2 separate regions of the Homo sapiens genome follow, and region 1 is linked to region 2. A link is a contact called in ENCODE Hi-C or POLR2A ChIA-PET data. All regions are on one chromosome and are shown on one strand. Each heading gives the region's core, a stretch centred on a gene start or an enhancer-like site at or near the end of the contact. The rest is flanking DNA. Distances are from core to core; before and after follow the strand shown. Region 1 has its middle 65 kb from the start of OAT. Region 2 has its middle 62 kb from the start of CHST15.

The links. Hi-C counts contacts between places; a loop is a spot of excess contacts on that map. ChIA-PET counts read pairs that join two places held with the same protein, here RNA polymerase II (POLR2A). Pooled maps may share reads with other maps.
Region 1: a map of CD8-positive, alpha-beta T cell shows a loop between it and region 2 (1.9-fold over the local background). The contact joins two enhancer-like sites. A Hi-C loop is called at or near these places in 4 of 168 maps with a recorded cell type or tissue (CD14-positive monocyte, CD8-positive, alpha-beta T cell and chondrocyte) and 9 of 50 pooled maps. POLR2A ChIA-PET finds 5 or more read pairs at or near these places in 2 of 52 experiments (MCF 10A and activated naive CD8-positive, alpha-beta T cell).

The regions. Positions count from the first base shown.
Region 1 is chr10:124,350,735-124,356,265 of GRCh38, reverse strand. No RefSeq gene overlaps it. Among named protein-coding and RNA genes, the nearest start is that of OAT, 65 kb to the left of the region's middle. Within about 2 kb of position 1,250, at least 12 of the 41 ENCODE cell types and tissues checked have a DNase peak (open chromatin) inside an H3K27ac peak, as active enhancers do.
Region 2 is chr10:124,152,922-124,158,669 of GRCh38, reverse strand. No RefSeq gene overlaps it. Among named protein-coding and RNA genes, the nearest start is that of CHST15, 62 kb to the right of the region's middle. RefSeq lists a silencer at 5,076-5,335. Within about 2 kb of position 1,974, at least 14 of the 41 ENCODE cell types and tissues checked have a DNase peak (open chromatin) inside an H3K27ac peak, as active enhancers do.

The DNA of each region.
Region 1 (5,531 bases), core at 1-2,500, 200 kb before region 2:
TTTTATTTTTACTTTCGTGGGTACATAGTAGGTGTATATATTTACAGGGTGCATGAGATGTTTTGATACAGGCATTTTATGCATAATGATCACATTATGGAGAATGGGGATCCATCTCTTCAAGCATTTATCCTTTGTGTTATAAACAATCAAATTACACTTTCAGTTATTTTAAAATGTTCAATTAAGTTATTGACTATAGTCACTCTGTTGTGCTATCAAATAGTAGGTCTTATTCTTTCTTTTTTTTTTTTTTTTAATTTGAGATGGAGTCTCGCTCTATTGCCCAGGCTGGAGTGCAGTGGCGCAATCTCGGCTCACTGCAACCTCCACCTCCCGGGTTCAAGTGATTCTCATGCCTCAGCCTCCCGAGTACCTGGAGTTACAGGCGCCCACCACCACGCCCGGATAATTTTTGTATTTTTAGTAGAGACGGGGTTTCACCACGTTGGCCAGGCTGGTCTCGAACTCCTGACCTCAGGCGATCCGCCCACTTTGGCCTCCCAAAGTGCTGGGATTACAGACTTGAGCCACCACGCCCTGCCTCATTCTTTCTATTTTTTTTGTACTAATTAAGCATCCCCCCTCTCCCTGCCCCCACCCCTAACTATCCTTCCCAGCCTCCGGAAACCATCCTTCTACTTTCTATGTCCATGAATTCAATTGTTTTGATTTTTAGATCCCACAAATAAGTGAGAATGCATGACATTTGTCTTTCTGTGCCTGGCTTATTTATGTACATGTGTTGAAAATAAAGCTCGGATCTAATTCTATTTTTTTCAATTTGCTTTTCACTTTAAAAATAAAAGGGGAATACTTTATCACTGTCATTACATATTCTCCCAGTCATTAAGTTTTTGACTGTATCATATTCCATCTTATTAATGGGTCGTCATAGGCCAATCATTTTAATTTCCTTGGAGAAAAAGAAAGTTTTGGTTGCATCAGTTCATTCATTCATTCAGCCTGTATTTATTGAACACTCCCAGCATGCGCAGTGCTGGCTGCTCCCCTGGGTCCTGCCTTCCCCGTGCCTGGCCCGAGGAGGGCGGGGCCCTGGGTTCTGAACGCCGGCCTCCCCAGCCTGTGGAGAATATTTCAACACCATCTGTAGCCTTTTGAACTCCACTCCAGTCAATGCCGATAACGAGAGCGATGAGCCTCATTCTTCTATGTGTTTTTAGAAAATTAGAAAACATCGCCATAAAAAGTTAAGAAGCACCGCGATGATTCAGCCACCAGCAGAGTTTACACTTCCGGCTCTCATCCCACAGCTGCCTCCCCCGAGGAAATCAAATGTGCTTCTCATTAGCGGAGCTTTTGAAGAGAAAGCTGAGCTCTGGGCTTTTTGAGATAAGGGAAAAGAGGGAGATGAGGCTGTTCAACGTGCGGAATGAATGAGCGGGTGGTGGGAAGCACGAGGCCTGCGGGGGGAGGGGATGGGGCGATCGGGAGCATAAAACGTGGTCCTCCCTCTGACTGCCTTCTCCTCAGTCCCAGGGACTCAATGAGCCAGTTTTCTGTCATCGTATTAACTTCATGGAATGGTTGAAAATGTCCCAGTTCCAGAGAACATGCCATTTCCCCCAGCTCTGCCTGGAAGCATCTGGGACCTGGGCTCCGGTCAGTGGCCTGGGTTTGAATCCCAGCTTCACCTGTCCTCAGTGGGGAATCTGGGGCGTGTCTGAGCCTCAATGGCTGCAGCTGAGACATGGGAATAATATCACCTACGCTAAAGGACCATAGTGAGACTCAAACGACACAGAAGTGCCTCCATCCTGTCTCCTCTATCATGGACCACTTCTTTGAGTCCTTCCTTTGCCAAACTCTCAGTCTTTGTCCTCTATCTTGGTTTGGTTTCCTCACTCCTAAAGCAGACCCTGAGACCGGCATTGGAGGGAGGGGGATGTATTTGGGAGGTGATCCTGGAAGCACCTGTCGTGGAGAGGTGAGCCCGGGAAGGCTCACTATTAGGGGCAGCTGACCCCTCTCCCCCGGGGGGTCTCGGGAAGCAGAAGCCTGGGGCATCCCACCAGAGGGGTGAGGTTGCTGGGAGCTTTCGCCGCCAGCAAATCTGCTCAGCTCACAGGTTGAGTGCCTCCCCCAGGCCTGTATTTCGCGGTGCTCTGGGCCTATAGATGTCCTTGGCAACCTGCATTGCCTGGGAATTCCCCTGATGGGCACAGGGCTGGTTCAAATCCTTGCGCACTTAGTGAGCACAGCTAAGGAAGAAGCTGGGACAAAGACAAGGGACCCAGGAGGGAGATGGGAGGCCACTCACGGGACGGCGGCCTGAGCTCTCAGTAAGTGGCAAGATTAGATTTCCTTTCACCATCCTCAGCGCTTCTTTGAGAATTTGCCTGTCTCAGCTGTGCTCAGAGGAAAAATGATTTTCTTCTCCTTCGCGGGGCTGGGAGTGTTGGTGGCAATGCATGAGAGCTGAGTGGGGGATTTTCTTTTCCTTCGTGGGGCTGGGAGTGTTGGTGGCAATGCGTGAGAGCTGAGTGGGGCAGTGTTGGCCTGGATCTCGGGGCCATGGAGCCTTCAGGGGCTTGAGACCACAGCTGTCCTGTGGTGGGGTGGGGGGGACTCCTGCTGCAGGGACACTGGTGATGCCAAGTTTCACCCAGGGTGGGTCGTGGCTTCCTCTGCTCCCCCAGCCTGTGCCTCAGGGTCTCTGGCTGCAGCATGGAGCTTCAGGGTGGGCATATGGTTTGGAGCCGGGAGGAACTATCCCCCGTGGTCTGGAATGTTGGGAAGACCTCATTCCTGCACCCCTAAACCCACGCGTGTGATCCAAGGGGACCTGTGCAGGATGAGGAGCCTGTCATGGGCTGCCCTGGGAGAGGCTCTTACCCACCTTGGCCAGTACTCTCTGCACCCATGGGGCTCAGGCTCGGAGGATCTCCCACGGGGACTGAGGGGCAGGTGGCCATGCCTGGACTCTTGAGGGCGGGATCTCCAGAAGCTGCCTGACCCAAGGAGGAGCCAGAGGAAAGGAGGACAGGAAGGGGCCGGCGGGAGGGAGCTGGGGTCGGGGGAACACTCTGAGGACACCTTCCCTGGACTGAGACTGCCCTGGAGATGGGCTTCTGGCCCACGAGGCAGCCTTGTGAGAGGAGAAGGAGGTCTGCAGGGCTGGATGTTCCCAGGAACCTCCCCATGTAGCTGGGGGTTTGGGGGGAGGCCTTGAGGAGTCAGGTCCTTGCCCAGAACAGGCACCCCAGGCGTTGGGCCAACAGGACCGGTGACTATGGTCTTTTATCAGGTCCAGGGACATTTCTCCACCCTCTTGTGCTATCCTTAATCCTTACCCAAGGATTATCTTGGCTGTTCAATTGCATTTTTTCTTTTTCTTTTTTTTTTTTGAGATGGAGCCTCGCACTGTTGCTGGGGCTGGAGTGCAGTGACTCGATCTTGGCTCACTGCAACCTCCGCCTCCCAGGTTCAAGCGATTCTCCTGCCTCAGCCTCCTGAGTACCTGGGATTACAGGTGCCTGCCACCACGCCCAGCTAATTTTTTTGTATTTTTAGTAGAGACGATGTTTCACCACGTTTGCCACACTGGTCTTGAACTCCTGACCTCATGATTCTCCTGCCTCGGCCTCGCAAAGTGCTGGGATTACAGGCATGAGCCACCATGCCCGGCCCTTCAATTGCATTTTAATAATGTCTTGGTCTTTCTGATTTAGTTGGAGAGGACACCCTGGGCTCTCAATGATAATGATAATATTAAGAAGACTGAAATAATTAACACGATGATGATAAGTCTCTTATTACATGGCCTTTAACTGCAAAATTCTTTCTTATGAATTCTCATTTAATCTTCATAAAACTCCAAGAAGTTGGTATTTTTGTCTCCTTTTTTTTTTTTTTTTTTTTTAGATGGAGTTTCCTTCTTTTGCCTAGCCTGGAGTGCAGTGGCATGATCTCAGCTCACTGCAACCTCTGCCATTTGGGTTCAAGCGATTCTCCTGCCTCAGCCTCCCAAGTGGCTAGGATTATAGGCACCTGCCACCATGCCCAGCTAATTTTTGTGTTTTTAGTAGAGATGAGGTTTCACCATGTTGGCCAGGCTGGTCTCGAACCCCTGATCTCAGGTGATCCACCTGCCTCGGCCTCCCAAAGTGCTAGGATTACAGGCGTGAACCACAGTGCCTGGCCTTTGTCTCCATTTTTATATTGCAGAAACTGAGGCTCAGAGAGGTTGGGTAACTCGCTCAAGGTCACACAGCATGAAGATGGCAGAGCTGGTGCTGCCTCATTGGCATGTTGGTGCCCCGCCTTGGGGTGTGTGTGCATGCATGTATCTGTGTGAGCATGTGTATGTGATCACTGCAGCTCCCTGCTGCAGTCCATCCTGGGTCCTGAAGATAAACAGGGGTCTCTTCCAGCTGGGTCCCCATGTTCCCTGGATACTTCTTGGTTAGAGAGGCATGAGGCAAGAGAGGGGCACTTCCAGAGGAGGGCACCGAGAACCCACTGTCTGGCCTGGCAGTTTGCCTGGGCAGGGCCTGCCAGAGGGCACCGAGAACCCACTCTCTGGCCTGGCAGTTTGCCTGCGCAGGGCCTGCCAGAGGGCACCGAGAACCCACTGTCTGGCCTGGCAGTTTGCCTGGGCAGGGCCTGCCAAAGGGCACCTCCAGCCACAAGAAGGAAATGAATCTGGCTGTCCAGAAAATGTGAGCAGGTGGGTGTCCAACAGTGCACTGATTACTTTGCATGAAGCAAATCTCTTCCCTTTGCTGAGTCTCCATTTGCTCATGTGTGAAATGGATGCCCGTATCTGGCAGGGAGGTTGTAAGGATTCACTGGGGTAACAAACATGACTGTACAGTTGACCGATAAACAACACAGGGGTTAACAAATCCATGTATAACTTTTAAGTTCCCCCAAGCTTAACTACTAATAGCCTACTGTTGACCAGTAGCCTTACTGATAACATAAGCACTCAATGAACACATATTTTGTATGTTATATGTATTACTTTATTCTTACAATAAAGTAGAGAAAAGAAAATTAAGAAAATCATAAGAAAGAGAAAATACATCTACTATTTATTAAGTGGAAGTGGATCATCGTAAAGGTCTTCATCCTCATTGTCTTTGCCTTGAGTTGGCTGAGGAGGAGGAAGAAGAGGGGTTGGTCTTGTTGTCTTGGGGTGGCTGAGGCAGAAGAAGCGGAGGAGGTAGATGAGAGGCGGGAGAGGCAGGCGCACTCATTGTAACTTCTATTGAAAACAAATCTGTGTATAAGAAGGGGTGACTGAGATGGCCCAGGGAGAGGGCAGGCTCAGAAGAGGGTTTGGGACGGACCTCGAGGAATCCCAACATTGAATGGACTGGACCAGGGAACCTGCCGGGGAGGGTAGGGATGGAGAAGGGAGCTGGAGGAGGAGACATGGGAGGGAGCAGAGCCCTGGGGGCCTAGGAAGAACAATTTCCAGAAGTCAGGGCGGGGCGTGGGGGCATTTTACAAACTAGAGCCCAGGCTACTTTAAAAAAAATTTTACTTTAAGTTCTGGAATACAT
Region 2 (5,748 bases), core at 725-3,224:
ATCTACAGAAACCGAGAATGGAGGCCCCAGAGAAAGTTCGAACCTTGTCTAAGTGCAGACACTGAGAATTCTTCGAAATTCTTGTAAAAACCCTAATGCCAGGCAATTATGACTTTGATGCAGGAAGCATGGGGCACAGAAGAGTGCAGCACAGGGCTGGGTGCCCACATCAGAAGCTCACTGCATGTTCATATGCACTGGGGTGGGTGAGGAGGAACATGGCGTCATGCTCCAAGTCTACCTGGGTGGTCACCAGGTGGCTTTGCAGTGATTCAGGCTTGCCAGCTCCACCTCCTACTTGATATGGTTTGGCTTCGTCCCCACCCAAATCTCATCTTGAATTGGAACTCCCGCAATTCCCACGTGTCATGGGAGGAACCCAGAGAGAGGTGATTGAATTATGGGGTGGGTCTTTCCTGTGCTGTTCTCATGATAGCAAATGAGATCTGATGGTTTTAAAAACAGGAGTTTTCCTGCACAAACTCTCTTTTTGCCTGCTGCCATCCATGTAAGATGTGACTTGCTCCTCCTTGCCTTCTGCCATGATTGTGAGGCCTCCCCAGCCATGTGGAACTGTAAGTCCATTAAACCTCTTTCTTTTGTAAATTGCCCAGTCTCAGGTATGTCTTTATCAGCAGCGTGAAAATGGACTAATACACTACTCCAACCTGTGCTGTGAACAGTCACCTCACCCATCCCACCTGTCTCATCCTCATAGTCTTACCTGAAAATGGGGATTATAGCATGCCTGCTAGTTGTTGTGAGCACCAAACTAAATAATGCACATTACATGGGTCTATAGCTCTACCTTGCCTCTATCACATACTAACAAATGCTTCTCTTCCTTACTACTGTCATTGATGATGTTGCTATTTGTAACTAATTCTTTTGCAGGCTCTATAAGGGTCTGGTGAAATAACTCCCTTGGGTGTTATTAAGGAGAAGGATTTTAACCACAGGATCCCTGACCCTGTCCATCTGGACCGTGCAGGTGGCCCTGCCCCACAGGCTGGAGCTCAGGGCTGCTGATCCAGTTGGAACACCAGACAGCCCCAGCCTGTGAGATCTGGGGCATGTTCCTTGACCCCCTCAACTGCAGACATGCTTCGGCCCCTAGTGACTGAGGGTGGCCTCCATGGAGGCTCTTTCTTCACTCTGGGAAGGATGACACTTGGGGCTGTCCTTTCTCACAGCTTGCATGTAAAGCAGTGCAGAGCGCCCCTGCTGCATGTCATATTTGAGCCATAACCGGGAGGCTGGCTCTATTTTAAAAATAGTGTTCACAACTGTGGAATGTCAGGAAGGTCTATAATTTCTCTTGGGTCGAGAGAAGAATGTAGCTTGCAGCAGCATTTGAGGAAAATGCATCTCAAATGCAGAGCTGGAGATGATGTGGTTGTCCAGCCCCTTCTTCCCGCCGCCTGGGTCTCCTGGGTTGGAGAATTGGACACTGTAGGCCCTGGAGGAGTATCCTGGGTGGACTGTACCTGGGCTGAGCTGCCATCGACACTAGGAAGCTCTTTATTAGCACTTCTGAGTCAGGAGCACCAGACTGTTGCCGTGGCAGTGGCTGGGGTGTCAGGGGAGAGGACCTGTCTCATGAGCCGGTGGGGAGGCCTAAATGCACCCCAAATGCTTGGTACAGTCTTGTCACATGGGGGCGCTCAGCAGATGCCCACTCTTACAATGACGAGGAGATCTGGGTCCTTCCCCATTCTGTGTGCCCGGTTATCACTGTCCCTCTTATGGGTCACACCTGAGCTAATTAGGATACCACTGGGTAGGTCCCACACCTGGGCTCTCAGCTGCAGCTGGACCCCAGGAAGAGTGTGGCTGGTCACACAGGGCTGAGGGGAATGTGTGCTTTGGCCATCAGGGTCCAAGGATGCAGCCGTCCGAGGCAGGAAACCCTGAGCCAAAAGGCCACCGCTCCTGCCTGGATGGAACCCAGCCGGTGCCTGGGAGGAGGCGGGGCCAGCAGACAGGCTGGCTGTGAGCCTCCCTGGGCTTCTGCAGCCGGTGCCACTGGGGCTGCCATGTTGTCCCTCATTTCCTCTGCTGTAAGATGCGTAACTGACTCTCGAAGGAATGTGGGTGCACATCACCAGGGGCTGCACTTTTTAATAAAGGGGGCTCCAGCCGAACCCCCTGCAGCTTGGATCGGCTAAACCCTCCGGGAGTCTGTGAATTGGTCCCACAGAGCTGATACCCAGGGACCGAGGGATTTAAATCCTGGCTCCAGCTTTTTCTTCTCATACGGAAATAAAATTGTTGACCAGACGTCTACTCCGGCCATCAAGGCTTTCACACTGCTGAGTAGGAAGTTTGGTTTCTAACCCATATCAAAAATCCCGCAGGAAACAAACGAGGCTTGTGCCAAGGGAGCAGGGCTTCCCTGAGATGAAACTCAGCTGCTCTAAAACGTCCAAGTTGGAGGCGAGAAAACTGGGGCAAAGGTGACAGGGCTGGGGGTGAGGATGCCAGGCCTGGCCGCTGGATTCCCGGGCTTCCTGAGGTGCCCACCCACCCCAGGCATGAGGGCAGCACCAGAGCTGTGCCCTCGCAGGGCCAGCGGGGCACCTGCACGCTTGCCTTCCTCTTCTGATCTGCCTCCTGACCACCCAGGCCCCCTAAAAGCAGAGTAACTGGCCCTTTAGGATCACTCTGGAAAGTTAAAACCTAAGAAGAGAACAAAGAGAGGCAAAGAGCCAGACACTGGTCATGGCCAAGTGACCGCGTAGGTCTGAGAGCTCTGCATTCCACAGGGCTGACCTGCGGCTGGCCTTCCGGGCAGTGGCCTGGCTGCTCGGGGGATGGGCCCTGGTGGGGGTCTCTGGACACCATTCCAGGCTGTAACAGTGGTGTTGGTGCAGGCCCCCAACAAGGGTTGCTCTGGGAGAAAGACTCCTTGCCACTGTGCATGAGGACATCATATGTGGATGTGTGGATGCATATGATCATGCGTGTGTGTGACCGTGGAAGTGAGTGTGCATGTGTGTGTGAGAGCATGGGGGGTATGCATGCATATGTATGTGAGCGTGGGGGTGAGTGCATGTGTGTGTACGCATGGGGGTGTGTGTGTGCATGCATGTGTGTGTGAGCAAGAGGTGAGTGTATATGCATGTGTGTGAGTGGGGTGAGTGTACAAGTGTGCATGCATGTGTGTGAGTGTGGGGGTGAGCGTGCATGTGTGTGAGCGTGGGGGTGAGTGTGCATTCATGTGTGTGAGTGTGGGGGTGAGTGTGCATGCATGTGTGTGAAAGTGGGGGTGAGTGTACATGCATGTGTGTGGGGGTGAGTGCAGGCATTGTGAGTGGGGGTGAGTGTGCATGCATTGTGAGTGTGGGGGTAAGTGTGCATATGTGAGCATGGGGGTGAGCATGTATGTGAGTGTGGGGGTGAGTGTGCATGTGTGTGAGCATGGGGGTGAGTGTGCATGCGTGTGTGAGCATGGGGGTAAGTGCATGCATGTGTGGGGTGAGTGCATGCATGTGTGTGAGCATGGGGATGAGTGTGCATGTGTGAGCATGGGTGTGTGTGAGTGCAGGGGTGTGCATGCGTGTGTGTGAAGGTGAGTGTGCATGCATGTGTGGGGGTGAGTGTACATGTGTGTGAGCATGGAGGTGAGTGAGTGTGGGGGTGAGTGTGCATGCATGTGTGAATGTGGGGGTGAGTGTGCATGCATGTGTGAGCATGGGGGTAAGTGTGAATGTATGTGAGCATGGGGTGAGTGGGGGGTGAGTGTGTATGTGAGTGTGGGGGTGAGTGCATGTATGTGAGCATGTGGGTGAGTGTGCATGTGTGTGGGTGAGTGTGCATGCATGTTTGTGAGTGTGGAGGTGTTTTTGTGTGTGAGCGTGGGGGTGAGTGTGCATGCATGTGAGCATGGGGTGAATGTGCATGTGAGTGTGGGGGGTGAGTGTGCATGTGTGTGGGGTGAGTGTGCATGTGTGTGAGTGGGGTGAGTGTGCATGTGTGAGTGGGGTGAGTGTGCGAGTGTGTGAGTGGGGTGAGTGTGCGAGGGTGTGTGAGCATGAGGGTGAGTGTGCGAGTGTGTGTGAGCATGAGGGTGAGTGTGCATGCATGTGTGTGAGTGTGGGCATGCGTGTGTGGGGGGGTGAATGTGCATGCATGTGTGAGTGTGGGGGTGAGTGTGCATGTGTGTGTGGGGGGAGGGGTGGCTGCATGTGTGTGTGGGGGTTATGCCTGTGAGTATATATGTGTAGGTGAGCCTACATGTAAGTGTGAGTGTGCCTGTGTGTAAGGGTGTATGTGTGAGTGTGCCTGTGTGTAAGGATGTATAAGTGCTGTCCGCATATGTGTATTTATGTGTGAATGAGGGTGTGAGTGTGCCTGTGTGTATGTAGAGGTGTTTGTGGGTGTGAGCGTGTCTGTGTGTGTCTGTATGTGTGTGTGCCTGTGCTTATGTGTGTGTGTGTGTGTGAGTGGACCTATGCGTATGTATAAGTGTGTGTGAGTGAGGGTGAGTGTGCCTGTGTGTAGAGGTGTGTGTGTGTGCCTGTATGAGTGTAAGAGTGGGTGTGAGTGCCTGTGCGTATATATGAGTGTGTGTGAGTGGGCCTATGAGTATGTCTGTGAGGGTGTGCCTGTGTGTATACATGAGTGTGTGTGAGAGAGTGGGCCTGTGTGTATGTATAAGTGTGTGTAAGGGCGAGTATGCCTGTGTGTATGTAGAGGGGTGTGAGTGTGGCTGTGTGTATAAGTGTGTGAGTGTGCTTGTGTGTAAGTATGTATACATGTGCGTGAGGGTGAGTGTACCTGTGTGTAAGTGCATGTGTGTGCCTGTGCCTGTATGTGTGAGTGGGTGTGAGTGCCTGTGCCTGTGTGTATGTGTGTGTGTGAGTGGGTGTGAGTGCCTGTATGTATAGGTGTATGTATGTGTGTGTGCCTGTGTGTAAGTGTGTGTGTGTGAGTGTGGCTGTGCATATGTATAAGTGTGTGCGAGTAAAGGTGAGTGTGCCTGTGTGTAGAGGTGTGTGTGTGTGTGCCTGTGCCTATGTGTGAGTGGGTGTGTGTGCGCCTGTCCCTGTGTGTATGTATAGGTGTATGTATATGAGTGTGTGTGTGCGCGCCTGTGTGTATGTATGAGTGTGTGTGTGACTGGGTGTGAGTGCGTGTGAGCACTTCCCACAGCACGGGCCAGTCCTCTCCCACCACACCCTTTGTGGCCCCCCTGCTGACGTGCTTCCAGCCCAGCGCCCGCAGGCCCTCGGTGCTGCCTCTCCCTCCCCCTTTCTTATTTCCCTTGCCCTGGGCACGAGCACCGTTTCCCCCCTCTGGCTCCCACCACACTCAGGGCCACCAGCTGCTCTGCTCTTCCCCAGCCTCTCCTTCCTCTGCTGGGGTGTCCCGCCTGGCTGTGTGAAGCTGCTGAGATTCTCCCCGCTCGGTCACTGCCTTCTCATCCAGGAAGACTTCCTGACTGCTGAGTCATTTCCTCCTCAGAACCACAACACTTAGCACAGTTCCCCGGGGTTGGGTACACCTGGTGTTATCTGTTTTGTTCTGGGAAGGAGGGGGTGGCAACAGGACACCTGTGGAGTTAAATCCTGGCACTGCCATCTCCCCGCTGGGGGACCGTGGGCGGATTACTCTGAGGCCCTAAGCTTCGAATGGAGCCAGTAATTCTGCCCTCACAGGCTGCTGGGAGGATGAGCTGAGGGGATCCTATGGCACGAATGGGAAGGGCAGGCATTGCTGGCCCCTCTCCCTGGCCACAAGGGTGGT